2 separate regions of the Homo sapiens genome follow, and region 2 is linked to region 1. A link is a contact called in ENCODE Hi-C or POLR2A ChIA-PET data. All regions are on one chromosome and are shown on one strand. Each heading gives the region's core, a stretch centred on a gene start or an enhancer-like site at or near the end of the contact. The rest is flanking DNA. Distances are from core to core; before and after follow the strand shown.

Evidence for each region. Hi-C counts contacts between places; a loop is a spot of excess contacts on that map. ChIA-PET counts read pairs that join two places held with the same protein, here RNA polymerase II (POLR2A). Pooled maps may share reads with other maps.
Region 2: a loop to region 1 is called in a map of PC-9, with 2.9 times the contacts of the local background. The contact joins the enhancer-like site here to the promoter of NPAS2 in region 1. A Hi-C loop is called at or near these places in 14 of 168 maps with a recorded cell type or tissue (Caco-2, HepG2, PC-9 and 9 more) and 17 of 50 pooled maps. POLR2A ChIA-PET finds 5 or more read pairs at or near these places in 7 of 52 experiments (AG04449, AG04450, BJ and 4 more).

The regions. Positions count from the first base shown.
Region 1 is chr2:100,815,728-100,821,806 of GRCh38, forward strand. NPAS2 (neuronal PAS domain protein 2) reads left to right here and starts at 4,412. Exons shown (of 21, transcript NM_002518.4): 1 at 4,412-4,687.
Region 2 is chr2:100,862,028-100,868,407 of GRCh38, forward strand. The region is part of intron 1 of NPAS2 (neuronal PAS domain protein 2); the gene reads left to right. Among named protein-coding and RNA genes, the nearest start is that of NPAS2, 45 kb to the left of the region's middle. Within about 2 kb of position 4,249, at least 3 of the 41 ENCODE cell types and tissues checked have a DNase peak (open chromatin) inside an H3K27ac peak, as active enhancers do; they include PC-3 and PC-9, where a contact is called at or near this core.

The DNA.
Region 1 (6,079 bases), core at 3,162-5,661:
GATGCTGATAGTGGGGGAGGCTGTACATGGGAGGGGGGGTGTATGGGACCTTTCTGTATTTCCTCTCAGTTATTTAGAGTCAAAAGCTGCTCAAAACAATAATGTCTATTTATGAAAATCCTCTTAGAAGTAGATAGGATCTAAAATCACACTTTATTGTTAGAGAAAATGTACATGAAAGAACTTCCTCAGCGGGGCTTAAGCATAAGGAAATATTATTCTCAAGTGCCGGTATTGGCAATAATCTCACCTCTTTTTCAGATTTGTGTATATGTTTGTGCTAAGGCTTTAGGGCTTTGTCACCTCCAGACTCCTCCAGCCCTGTTTTCCTCCCTGGCTCCTCCACACGGTCTTTGTAAGGAAATCTTACTTCATTCTTTAGTTTGCCAACCACATGATCTAATAGGCACAAAAACCAAGTTAAGTCTTAACCCTACCAGGCAGGCTGTACAAGGCCTTGATTGTCTCCTGGTAGCATCCTCTGGCCCAGGCGGGAGGGCGAGAGCCTGCTGCCTCCTGCGCTCTTCTATTCTATGAAGCTTATGCAGAAACAGCACATCAAGGTGCTAACCTTGATATTGTTTCTTTTTTTAATTAATTAATTAATTTTTTTTTTTTTTTGAGAGACGGAGTTTCACCATGTTGCCCAGGCTGGTCTCGAACTTCTGAGCTCAAGCAATTTGCCCACCTCAGCCTCCCAAAGTGCTGGGGATTAGACATGAGCCACTGTCACGGCCTAATCTTGATATTTGAAACACATGATAGGCGTTCCTCAGTCTTGCTTTCAAAGGTACTCTTCATAAGCCCTGGCCTCTGAGTCAGTCTCCAATTATTGGGTTCTAAAGCCTCTTCTTCACGTTTATACTGACCCAACTTCCCTTTGCCTTGGTTGCTACAATTTTCTTCTCTAGCATAATGTTATTCTATCCAATGATGCGTGGTATTGTGTTTTTTCTTTTGAGTTTTGAAGTGAAAACTGATAATCAGAGGTAAGAATCCACAAATGGGCTTCTGGACATTCACATGAAGAAAGAGGGCCTTCCCACCTTGTGATTAACTAGAAAAACTGTGCTAACATCTGGCATGGAACCCTGTTCTTATTGTCTGTTCCAAAGCTTATGCTGAAGTCATTGAATGTATACATCCAACAAGAGTCCCAAGCCCTGGGCTAGTGCTGTAATTCGTATAGCAGCCCACACATTCTTGCCCTTGTGTAATACCACGAATGAACACCCATAGTCACCCAATACATATTTTGAAAATTTAATGTGTGCATATTTAAAATGAGGATATGCCACAGATTCAACTTCTATGATGGAAAAGAATATCCAATTTGACTGTGAGAACTTTGAATTATTTCACCGATACCTCTAAAGACTGATAAAATTGACTGCAAAAATTTTTTTATCCTCCCTTCCATACATTTGGATTCTTTGAAAAATATCTGGAGTTCCTGAATACATCAAGGCAACATTCAATCAGTAAAGCCATGTTCTTTTAAAGGCCCAATGACTGGAACTCAGTGAGAATGTCCCAAAACTGGCAATGCAGTTTTGAAATGGCTCTTTTGCTCCATGCTGCACATTTTGAACAATGCATAGATGATCTATTGTAGCTTGGCTTTGTTATTTGGTTAACGAAAAATCCAAGCACCAATGTCACCTCTTCCAAGAAGCTCATCCTGAGTCCTTCCTCGGCACCCATGGGACATCTGCTTTTGGCTTGGAGGGCTTTTCTGACCCTAGCCCTATTTGGCTGGTGTTTATGCCTGCCTCAACATAGTAAACCCTTTGTGTATAGAAACTGCCTTAATGTTCCCTTGATCCCTCACAGGCCAAGCCCAGCCTGACTCATGGCAAGCCTTCAACAGATGTCAGTAAAAGGAACTCAACCGTCAAATGCATAGAATGAACATGGGGTCAACTCTCCTCCGTAGCTCTCTTCCGCATGTGGGGGAAAGGGCCTAGTCTAACTGGCTTCTGTGATGCAGAATCCACTCTGCCTTATGGTCAGATAGGATATGTGGCCTATCTTAGAGGTATCCTTCCCATCTGGGTGAGATTAACATTAGGACACGGGATGGAGTTTGGAATAAATACGACAACCACATACACGTCATCTCCAGGACTAAAAAGGCAGAAACCACATTTAGTAGGGGCATCTACTGGACAACAGAGAAAAAGAGACCACAGCAAAAACACTTTTTGTACTGCAGAATTATTTGATGAGTTACTACTACAGGACATTCCAGGTTTCCTAAAAGAAAATTTAATGATTGTTCAACAAGTTCCCAAAAGGGAGTAGGAAAAGGGAGTTGGAATCTCTTCCAAAGCAAAAAAGGAAGGGAGGTGACTTTAAATAATGCTTTAAAACCGGTTAGAAGTACACAATTTCATCCTTTAGTAATATTAGTCATGGCCACGCTCTAAAGGCGGGGTGAAACCTACTTGCCTGGAGGAAAAGGACGGGGTAGAAAAACAAAGCAAAATAAAATCCATCAAACAAAAGTTTCTTCTTTTGGAAAGGGAGGGACTTCAAAATCATGACAGGCCAAATGCCTCCTCCTCTTTCTTGAAAAGCCCTCCAAGTCAGAAGCAAGCCTGAGAATAACAGCTGCTCTTAGGATGCTCAAAGCTCCTTGCAGCTGATTATTTTTCAGGAGGAGAATTAGACACAAATAATACAAGTGGGAAATAAAGAGAATGACCTACTTTACAGGGGGGGTAAAAAGGAGCTCTGTGTGAGCGTTTTGATCTAATTGACGGTGTGGGGTTGCATGCCCAAATAAGGCGCTGCTGGTCGGATCTGCGAGGGAGAGGGCACGTCTCAAACTCGAGGGAGAGGACGAGACAGCGAGAGGAACAGCGTCCGGGGCGACCCCCAGTCCACCGCGGGGGCCTGGCGCGCTTGGGGCAAAGGCCCTAGGAGACCCCTTCTGGCCACAAAATCGAGTATGACAGAAAAGGGCCAGCGGGGGCGCTTTCCTTCCAGGGCCACTTGCCGGAATGTAAGAGGGACGGAGAGACGTCCGGAAAAGGCTGCCACGCTCGGAGCGCTGCGCCAGGCCAGGCACCTAGGCCAGGGGAGCGGAGACCTCGTGGGAGCGGGCAGGGGGACCTTTCCCCTCTCCCGGGCTTCCACCCAGGCGCCTCCCCGCTGTGAACGCCGCCGCCCAGGTGAAGGGGAAACCGGCCACGTTTCCGGACCTCGGCGGGGCACACGGTCTCCGGTTTTCACCGGCTCTGTCTTGGAGCCCCGAAGGGCATCAGACAGCAGCCCCGGCACCCGGGGATTATTCCTGTACCTCTGCCTCCCTCCGCTTGGCGTTTGCGGGAACCTTGGTAAAATCCTCCCTGTTTCTCGCGCGCGCCTCTCTCTCCAGCTTCTTTTTCTTGGATTCTCGCCTGTCTCCTCCCACAGAGGAAAAAAAAAAAAAGGTCACGTATGTTTGGAAAAATATGTAGGTCAGTGGAACATTTCCTGCACTGGTGCAAAAGGAGAGGAGGGCAGCGGAGGAGGGGAGGGAGAGGCAGAGTGGAGCTCCAAGTGCCCGCTCCTGGCCGCAGCCCCACACCCCACGTGCCCCTGCCGGGGAGGGGGGCAATTAGCCGGTTCCTTTCCATCCTTGACCCATTTTCCGGACCAGCTACGTTCGCCTTAGGACAGGCACTGGTTATTCCTCCCCAGCAGTCGCTGCTGTCCTCCGCCGACCACCGCTCGCCCGCATCTTCCCCGACCCCCGCCTCCCACCTGCCCCCGGGCCGCACCCCCGCCGCTCATTGAGAAATCGCAGTGGTCCCCGCAGAGACGCGCTTTGTGCCCTGGGTCGAGACCTGCGCGCAACCCTGCCCCTGGAGGACAGTGTGGAGGGGGTGACAGTCGCGTGCTCGTCCCCCTTCATCCCCTGCGCGGGACAGCAGGGTGGCGGCCCGCACTGCGAGGGTCTACACTAGGCGGGGGCGGCAGATTCCTTGTTCCCCCCGAGTGACAACTTTAATGGGACCTCGGCTGGCAGCCTCTAGTCCACTTGCCTCTCCTCTGGGCCGGCTCACCTGGAAGCACAACCCCCCCCTCCCCCAGCCCCGGCGCCCAACCCCGACCCTGCGCCCCAGGCCCGACCCCGCCGCGCGTCCCTGGCAGCCCAGCAGAGGCTGCGGCGGCCTGGGGACTCGCGGGTGTCTGCGCCGCCCAGGGAAGCCGGGGGTCTAGGGGGCCGGGGGTCCGTCTGCCTGCGGCGCGCGCGGGGTGCTTGTCCCAGGCTGGGTCGGGGCCAGGAGAGACCCCGCAGGCGGAGGCAGGCGAGGGGAGGAGGAGGAGGGTGGGGGTAGGAGGGGGAGGTGGAGAGGGAGGAGGGTGGAGGGAGGAGGCAGGGGAGGAGGCAGAGGCGGAGGCGGCTCTCCCCGCCGGCTCTGCGTGCGGAAGAGTTTGCCGCGCGAGCAGCCGGCCTCTCGCAGGAGCCGAGGGACCCGCGCGGCTGCGGCCCAGGAGCGGCGGCCGCGGAGCCCGGAGACCCGCAGCCGCGGCGGCGGCGGCGGCGGCGGCAGCAGCTAGAGCAGCGCCTCCCGCCGCCGCCCGGGAGGAGCTCGCCGCGCCCGCTCGCCGCCTCGTCTCCCAGCGGCGGCGGGAGGCGCGTCTCCCCGGCCCAGTCCGCGCCCGGCCCCGCGGGGCCGCTCCGGCCCGCTCCGAGGTAAGGGGCCGCGCCTAGGGGCGCGGGGGACCCAGGGTGGGTAGTACGTGCGCGCGGGGTCGCAGGACTCGGTCACCTGCTCGCCAGCGTGGAGGACGCGCGGGGGCGGAGGGGCGCTCAGGCGCGAGGCTGCGCGGCACCGGGGACCCCGGACGCGGGGGCGCGGAGAGGTGGGTTCCCCTCCACAGTCAGGCCGCTGGGGGCTTCGCGTCCTGCAGGAGGTAGCAATCGCTGGGCCGGTGGGCTCCGGGCGCGTCTCGACGCAGAAGACAGAGGACTGGGCATCCGAGCCTCGGAATTTGGGGGTCCTCGGGGTGTCCGACAGGGTGGAGAAGGATCGTGCCCCAGGGCAACAGCTTTGGGGATTGCCCGTGGTTGTCTTCGAGACCCATCGCGCTACCCTCCGAAACGTCGGGCGTCCTGGACCCCCGGAGAGTGCGGCGTGCGCGCCCTGGGCCCGCGGTCTCTCGGAGTCCCTGGGTCGGAATTGGTTCCGGGCCGGATTGGGTGCGGAATCGGTGCCCCCAACCCCCGTGTGCGCAGACAGCGTGCAGCCTGGCTCCTCACGTCGCTGCCGCCCCCCCACCCCAACTCCGGAGCTCCCCAGGTTGGATGTATGCGTATGGTTTTGTTGGGAGATGTGCCCCTTTCCCAGCCGAGGAGGGACGCACCTTTGACCTTTCTGAAGAGCTGGGCAGGTCGGTAACCAGGGAAGGGACAGGCACCACCCGGCTAAATTCAGAACCAGTCCCGCTCCTCTGCTTGCCACTCCTTAATTGCTCAAGGTAAGAAAGTTTGTTTCAGCCCTGTGATTCATAAATAATTAGTAACTAGTTTTGTTGATTAAGCAAGATGGAAACCTTGAATATACGCACGCACTTCCACAAAGTCTAAACACTCCCGAGCTTGTGTCCGGGAGGCTTTAGTACGGAAAGTTAGAAGCCCTGGAGTTCAACAGGTGTTCAGGAGGGTCCCGGAGAGGAGTTTCGTCTTTACGCGTTGCTTTGGCATCCACCCCAACTTCATTAAAGTGGTTAGCCTGTTTTCCTACAGGTAAAACATTGATCACTTATTAAATTAACTTAATCAGCAGAGACGAGCTAAACCGTCTTGATCATTTAGAACCCAAACCTTATTTTCCTTAATAGAAAGGTTTTTCCTGTTTGAACTTCCCAGGTAATTAGTTCTAAAGTAGTTCCCAGCAAGACATCTCTGCCAGCATCTCTCTCTCACTGTAGCTTGGTCCCCATCAGTGAATTGACCAACTAATTATGGCTTGCATTAAACACAGAGCTGCCCTCCTTGGGAGGCACTGTTCACATTCAAGCGCACACACTAGCTCCATCTTCCTGCCACTAAGATGTCCTTAAAGGAAAAAGTTAGCCAAAAATA
Region 2 (6,380 bases), core at 2,999-5,498, 46 kb after region 1:
GTCAAAAAATACATTATGTCAAAATTAAAATTGATAAGGGGTAATTAAAAATAGATTGTGGATAAAGAATTTATGATGAGGAAACTATAATCATAGCATTCTCACAACCTATCGGATGGGTAAAAGGAAAAAAAAGAATACATCTCAAAGAAAGCTGTAGTCAGAGCTACTGCTAAGTAGATGCGTAGTTCACAAACACAGTGGTTTTGTTGTCTGATCAGACCTCGGAAGGGGATCTGGCTTCTATGCAGTAGGTTCAATCATTTCTGTAGATACAGATGTTGTTTGTTTTGGCATTTTTGGTAATGTTTACTTGAGGGTTGGTTGGGGTTTTTTTTGCCTCTAAATCAGAAACAGCTGATATTCATCGGGCTGTATTTAACTTCTGCTTTTGTCTGAAAAGCAAAGTTGGAGGGTTTCATTGCCTCGTAGCTTAATTTTTATTTCAAATCAAGGGCTGGTATTAACCATAGCTTGGCAGTGCAGAAGGCTGTGGTCAGGTCTGGAGGTCAGGGCATGGTGATCCAGCGGCTGCCTGACAGTCACTGCCCAGAGCTTCCCTTACCATAACCTTCCTCAGTAGACTAGAAAAGGTTTTCAGGTTTGCCCAGGTTATCCACACGTACCATGGCATAGTTTCTCCAGCAAGTCAGCACACTGCCGTTCCTTTTTCACACCTGAAACACGCATTGGGCCTGGCTTTTGCATATAGTTTGGCTTTAGATTCTATGTGGAAAGGGGCAGACAGTGCTCCACTTCCTGTTGATGAGCTCTTCCTTTTACGGGAGTTGCTCTTGTACGCCTCCCATTTTGTGTCCTCCCCAGACCAGACATGGCAGTGAGGGGGACGTATGTGAGTGACCCTCTTCTTACCCTGCCTTTTGGCAGCATTAATAACAGCTATGTATGGAGCTGTTAGTGAAATGGTGTTGTCGGGTCAGGAAGGAGTAAGCTCTGCCTTGCTATAAGGTCGTGAGGAAGGATGTATCTTCACTTCCGTGTCAAGAGCCTTAGCCCGTGCACAGCAGTGCCACCATGGCAGTCACCTATCCTCTTGGTTAATCTGATGCCTCTGAAAGCCTACTTTGAAACAACAGCCCGACCTTCTCACTGTCTAAAATAAGAGCTAGAGCAGAAGGGGCTAGTCTACCGCTAGTAGCACTTAGCACAATGACCCAAGTGCTGGAGCATCTCACACAGGTGTAGGAGTTGGATGCTCAGCCACACTGGTTCCATTCAAGCAAAAGAGGGCCATGGCTGCTAGACTCTGCTTCCTCTTCCCTGCTTTGATGGTGGGTTGCTTGGTTGATTAGTTGGTTGGTTGGTTTGATGGGAACCCCATGCAGTTACCTATGAGCCCTTTCCTGAGTTGCTATCTGTGTGTTAGAGAAAGAGATCCTGGCAGATAGAAAGATGTGCATATCAGTGGCCACACAGTCCGTGGGCCCACAGATCTGTGCCCCATGTTTGGAGGAGTGGTTGCTTTTTTCAACATCCTAGAGGGATGTGAAGCCCAGCTTGAGCGTCTCATGGGGAATTATATCTAATGGGTCAGAATGGCATGAGAATGACTCTAAATAGCTTTTCTTTCTTTCTTCCTGCTAGTCTAAACACAGGAATGAGAAATAAATGCTAACGAGTTGCATCCTTAAATACAGTTGGACCATTTTCACGCAATGGTGAAGACATGTTTTTTTGTGCAAATATTTTATATCTTTGCCATTTTGACCATTCTTATTTTAGTTTCTTCCATCTGTGAGCTCTAATGTATATATGTATATAATTTATATAGCCCTCCTTGCATTCCACTTTGTAGTGTGAGGATTGCTGCAGATCTCCTTCTCTCTCTCTCATGGACAGTGTCCTCCATCAGTATAAGCTTTTGACCTAAAGCACACCTTAATTTGTCACGCTGCCAAATCCAAGCCAAACACAACTCAGCACTTAGAAATTGTCTGAAATGTGAATGAAAATATTTCTATCATATCGAGACTGGGCTAATTGTGAAAGCATTATGCCGAGATGTCATGAAGATGGGATGTGTAGTGAGCTATCAGTAGCTAGATGCTTGGTGGGAATTTGGTTGACTTACATGATTATGAATTAGCATCCTATTTCTCTGTGAGTTATTCATAATTCAGAGCCCATGTGGGATACCTTTTATCTTTTCGGCTTGTTGATTTGTATGTTGGTTTTGTAGAGGAAGAGTGCTCATCTGAATGTCAGAAAAACATTTTGTGGTTATTGTTTTAGTTGTTTACCAAATTACCTTAAGTTCTAGACTGAGTAGTCCATCAGGATAAAATATTAGTATATTTAAATTGCTCACAAATTTCCCTGATCTCTTCCAAAACTGTGTGATATAATAATATTCGGATATAAATAAAGCCTCTCCCGCATTTAATGGTGCTGGGTTCAGCATTAAGTTTCCATACGATTAGCCAACAACTCCTTGGAATAAAAAGTCCACGAGAACCTTACCTTGGGACACGTGGGAAGTGTCTTCCTTGAAACTCTGGAGCCATTTCTGAGGCACCAAGGAACATGGCATTGAAAAATGGTTGACAAGTCTTTTATATTGCTTGAACATCTACATAACAAAGAAAAAATGGGGCACAACACCCCCTTAGTCTTTAAAGTGACTGTTAAGTATTTCTGGTAAGTGTCAACATTTGTAACCAAGGATTTATGTTGAAAATTTAGAGCAGCAGTTCCCAAACTTGTTGATTTCAGGCTTCTTTTACATTCTTCAGAATTATTGAGAATCCCAAAGAGGTTTTGTTTATGTGGGTTTATCTATGAGTATTTATCACCTTATAAATGAAAACTGAGAACATTTAAAAATGTTTATTAATTCATTTAAAAATAATAAGTGCATTGCATTTTAACACAAAAATAATAACTACGTTTCCCCAAACAGTATAATTTAGTGAGAAGAGTAGCATTGTTTTAATTTTTGCAAATCTCTTCAATGTCCAGCTTCACAGAAGGCAAATATCACGTGCCAGTGTCCTCTGGGAAACTCCACTGTACATTTGTGAGAAAATGAGATTGAGAAAGACAGATAATGTCTTGGCTTTATTATGAAAATAGTTTAGACTTTATGGATCCCCTTAAAATGTCATGAGCTCCCAAGGGGTCACCAGACCACACTTTGAGAACTGCTAATACAGAGTAATTAGTTGAACTGGAATATTCTTGAACATAAGAACCCTGAACTCAACTACGAATCTGTTCTCTGTCCATGAAGTTGGGAGTCCGTGGGAGGAAGCAGGTCGTGCTGCCGCCTGAGCCAGCATGCTCCTTTGGATGCATGTTCAACCTTCCCTCTGTACTGGGAACGTAGCCTGGACTCCTGTCTGCTTGTGTGGAGCTGAGGCCCCACTTACCTGCTATGTGTTCTTAGACTACTGCTGCCTGCACTGTTGACCTTTCGGAAGCTCACAATTCACCTGGTTCCCTGACCGGTGACTGCTGACATAGTCTACTTTGTAGGACACCTTTGCTCAAGTCGGGTAACCTGGCCACACCAATCACCACCATGACTTCTAGTTAAAATAAGAAGGTAAGCTCTTAAACACTCAGAACCCTTGTTGAAAATCCACCTTCTGACCCCATTTCAGAGAAGAATTTGGAAAGGGGGCAATTCCAAGTGCCTGGTGTTACTGACTGGATCTCCAATGCACATGCAGGAAGTCATGCTTCCATTTAACTTGGAAACTCAAGGAGCTCTGTCCAGGAAGGACAACTGCTGACTTTGGGAACAAGGAGACTCCTATTTGGACCATACTCTCTAAGTTCTGGAAGGTCACACCTGAGGCAGTACTATAGATGGAAACCTTGAACTACCTCCCGCTAAAATTGTTACCAGTCCCAAGTGCTTGCCTAGACCCTGGCCCTGATATCTCTTTATTCCTGTCTCTTCACTGATTTTGACGCCAGCCTGGACCCAACCCTCAGCCTGACAGCCCAGGGTGACCCGCCCCTCTTCAGTCAATGTTCATGCTCAGCAATTCCGTTTATGAATGGATGGTTTCTCTGTTGCTCTGGTCCCTGCAGCTGTCTGGCCACACACTCTGCAGGGCCCTAGCTGTGCCATCAGTGAGGCCTGAAAGATTGGAAGTGGAGTGAGCACTGTGGCAGAGGAGTTGAGGGGGTGATGGGGAGAGAACAGTTGATCAGGGCAAAGCATTCTTACTCATCTTCTGCATTTCTCCTTGGATACTCCTGACACAGTTTGTCAAGAGCAGGCGACTCATGAGTCATTTGTTGACTGTGTGATTTTATTCCCCTCCCTGTAAGAAAAATACTAGAGAAGTAGAGCTAAGTTCACTTTTGTTTTATCTACCCTCTTTCTGCTTTTCCCAGCAGGCTTTGCTGCCATGAGCAAGCCCAGATATGTCCATCATGGCATCTTTTTCTTTGTCCAGCAGTCTCAGAGTTAACCTGGCATCAGGAGCACAAAAAAGCAACGCAGATGTTGGGTGCTTTCTTTCCAAAATACCATGTCTGAACCTAAATGTGGGATGATTAGGTCACTCACTTGCCAAGTAGCATATACATCACAAAATATTCAGAATTATTACAGTGCCACAGGGAAAGGCAAAGAACATCTAGTAGTAGTGTAGGATCTTCATTCATTTATTCAACCAATCATTCAGAAGTATTTATCAAATGCTGTTATGCACTAGATGATACATCTGTGAACAAAACAAAGATTCCTGCTCTCATTTTACTGACATTCTATCCAGCAAGTAACAAATCAACATTCTCCAAGATTTGGGGTGAAGTGAATCTTTTATCTAGGTTCTCAATGGTCATTTTAGGAGTTGTAGCTTCTATACTCTTTCTAATTTGCTGTTTATTTGCTCAGTCCAGTGAGTTGTGTGAGCGGGGAAAACAATTCTTGTTCTTTGGGGTGACATTAAGCACACCATTTTAAAGAGAGTCATTTACAGGTTAGTTAATTTATTTTGTAGCCAGTGTAATATTTGGTCACCTGACAAATAGCTGAATTTGAAGTGGATGCTCCAAATCCCCTGTTAGGAGGACTGAAACATAGTCTACTGTGACCTAAAACAGCGTCTTCCTAAATGGTCAATATTTGTTTGTTGCGTGCTTGAAGAGAATGTTTATTCTCCCATTATTGGGTATAATATTCCATATTTGTCCATTAGATCTGTGCTGCTCAATTTTATTTATCCTAATTGTTGTGTTGCCTGATATATCACTTATGAGATATGTCAGAAATTTATGACTATGATAGAGTTGTCAGTTTTTCTTTGAGGTATGGTGCTTTTTGCTTTATATAATTTGAGGCTATATTATTAGGTGCATGTAAGTTTAGGATTATCTTCTCTTCCAAGTAAGTTGAAACTTTTATCTTTGTTTTGTGGCCCTCTCTGATGTCAAAGTTATGCTTATATGCTACTAAGTTATGTTTATTGCCTTAAAGTCTGTCTGACATTAACAGATGTATGGTAGATTCCTTTTGTTAGTATTTACCTGGTATTTGTTTTTTCTCCTTTTACTCTTTAAGTTTTCTGTTTTTAGATTTCAGATGTGTTTCTTGAGAACAATGTTTGCTAGGTTTTAAAACATCCTGTGTGATGACTCTTAAATCTTTTTAACTGGAGAGATTATATGTTTATTATGATTACTAAAGTACTTTTTGTTTTGTTTTGTTTTTGTTTTGTAGACAAGGTGTCACTTTGTTGCTCAGGCCAGTCTCACAAACTCCTGGGCTCAAGTGATCCTCCCTCGTAGGTCTCCCAAAGTGCTGGGACTACAGACATGAGCCACTGTGCTCAGCTGAAGTACTTATTTATTTTTAACTATTTTATATTATAGTTGGTATTTGTCCCATTTTTTTCTGCCTTTTTTTCCCCTTTATTACATTTTTCCTCTACTAATTGGAACTTCTGTTCAAATTAATTAATTAAATTTCAATTTAATTAATGAAAATTTTAAGTTAATTTTTCTCCTCCCAAATATGAAGACCTTAGAATGATTTATTACTTACATGTTACTGTTATCCAGTATTATTTTCTATGAAGCACACTATATTTCCTCACTTTTTTGTCTTGCCTCTCAAAATTCCCATCTGGGACAATTTCCTTTTGCCTCAAGGGCATTATTTAGATTTACTTTAGTGAGATTTTGTTAGTAGCAAACTTTTTTCTTCATCTAAAATATCTCTATTTTATCAATTGTTGAAAGATAGTTTTGCAGGGTATACAAATCTAGGGTGATGGTGATGTTCTCTCAGCACATTGAAGGGATTCTTTTCCTGTTGTCTGGCTTCCATGGTTGCTCTTGAAAGTCCTGCTGCCCATCCAGTTGCTGTTCCTTATTAGATAATCAGTGTTTTCTCTGGCTGC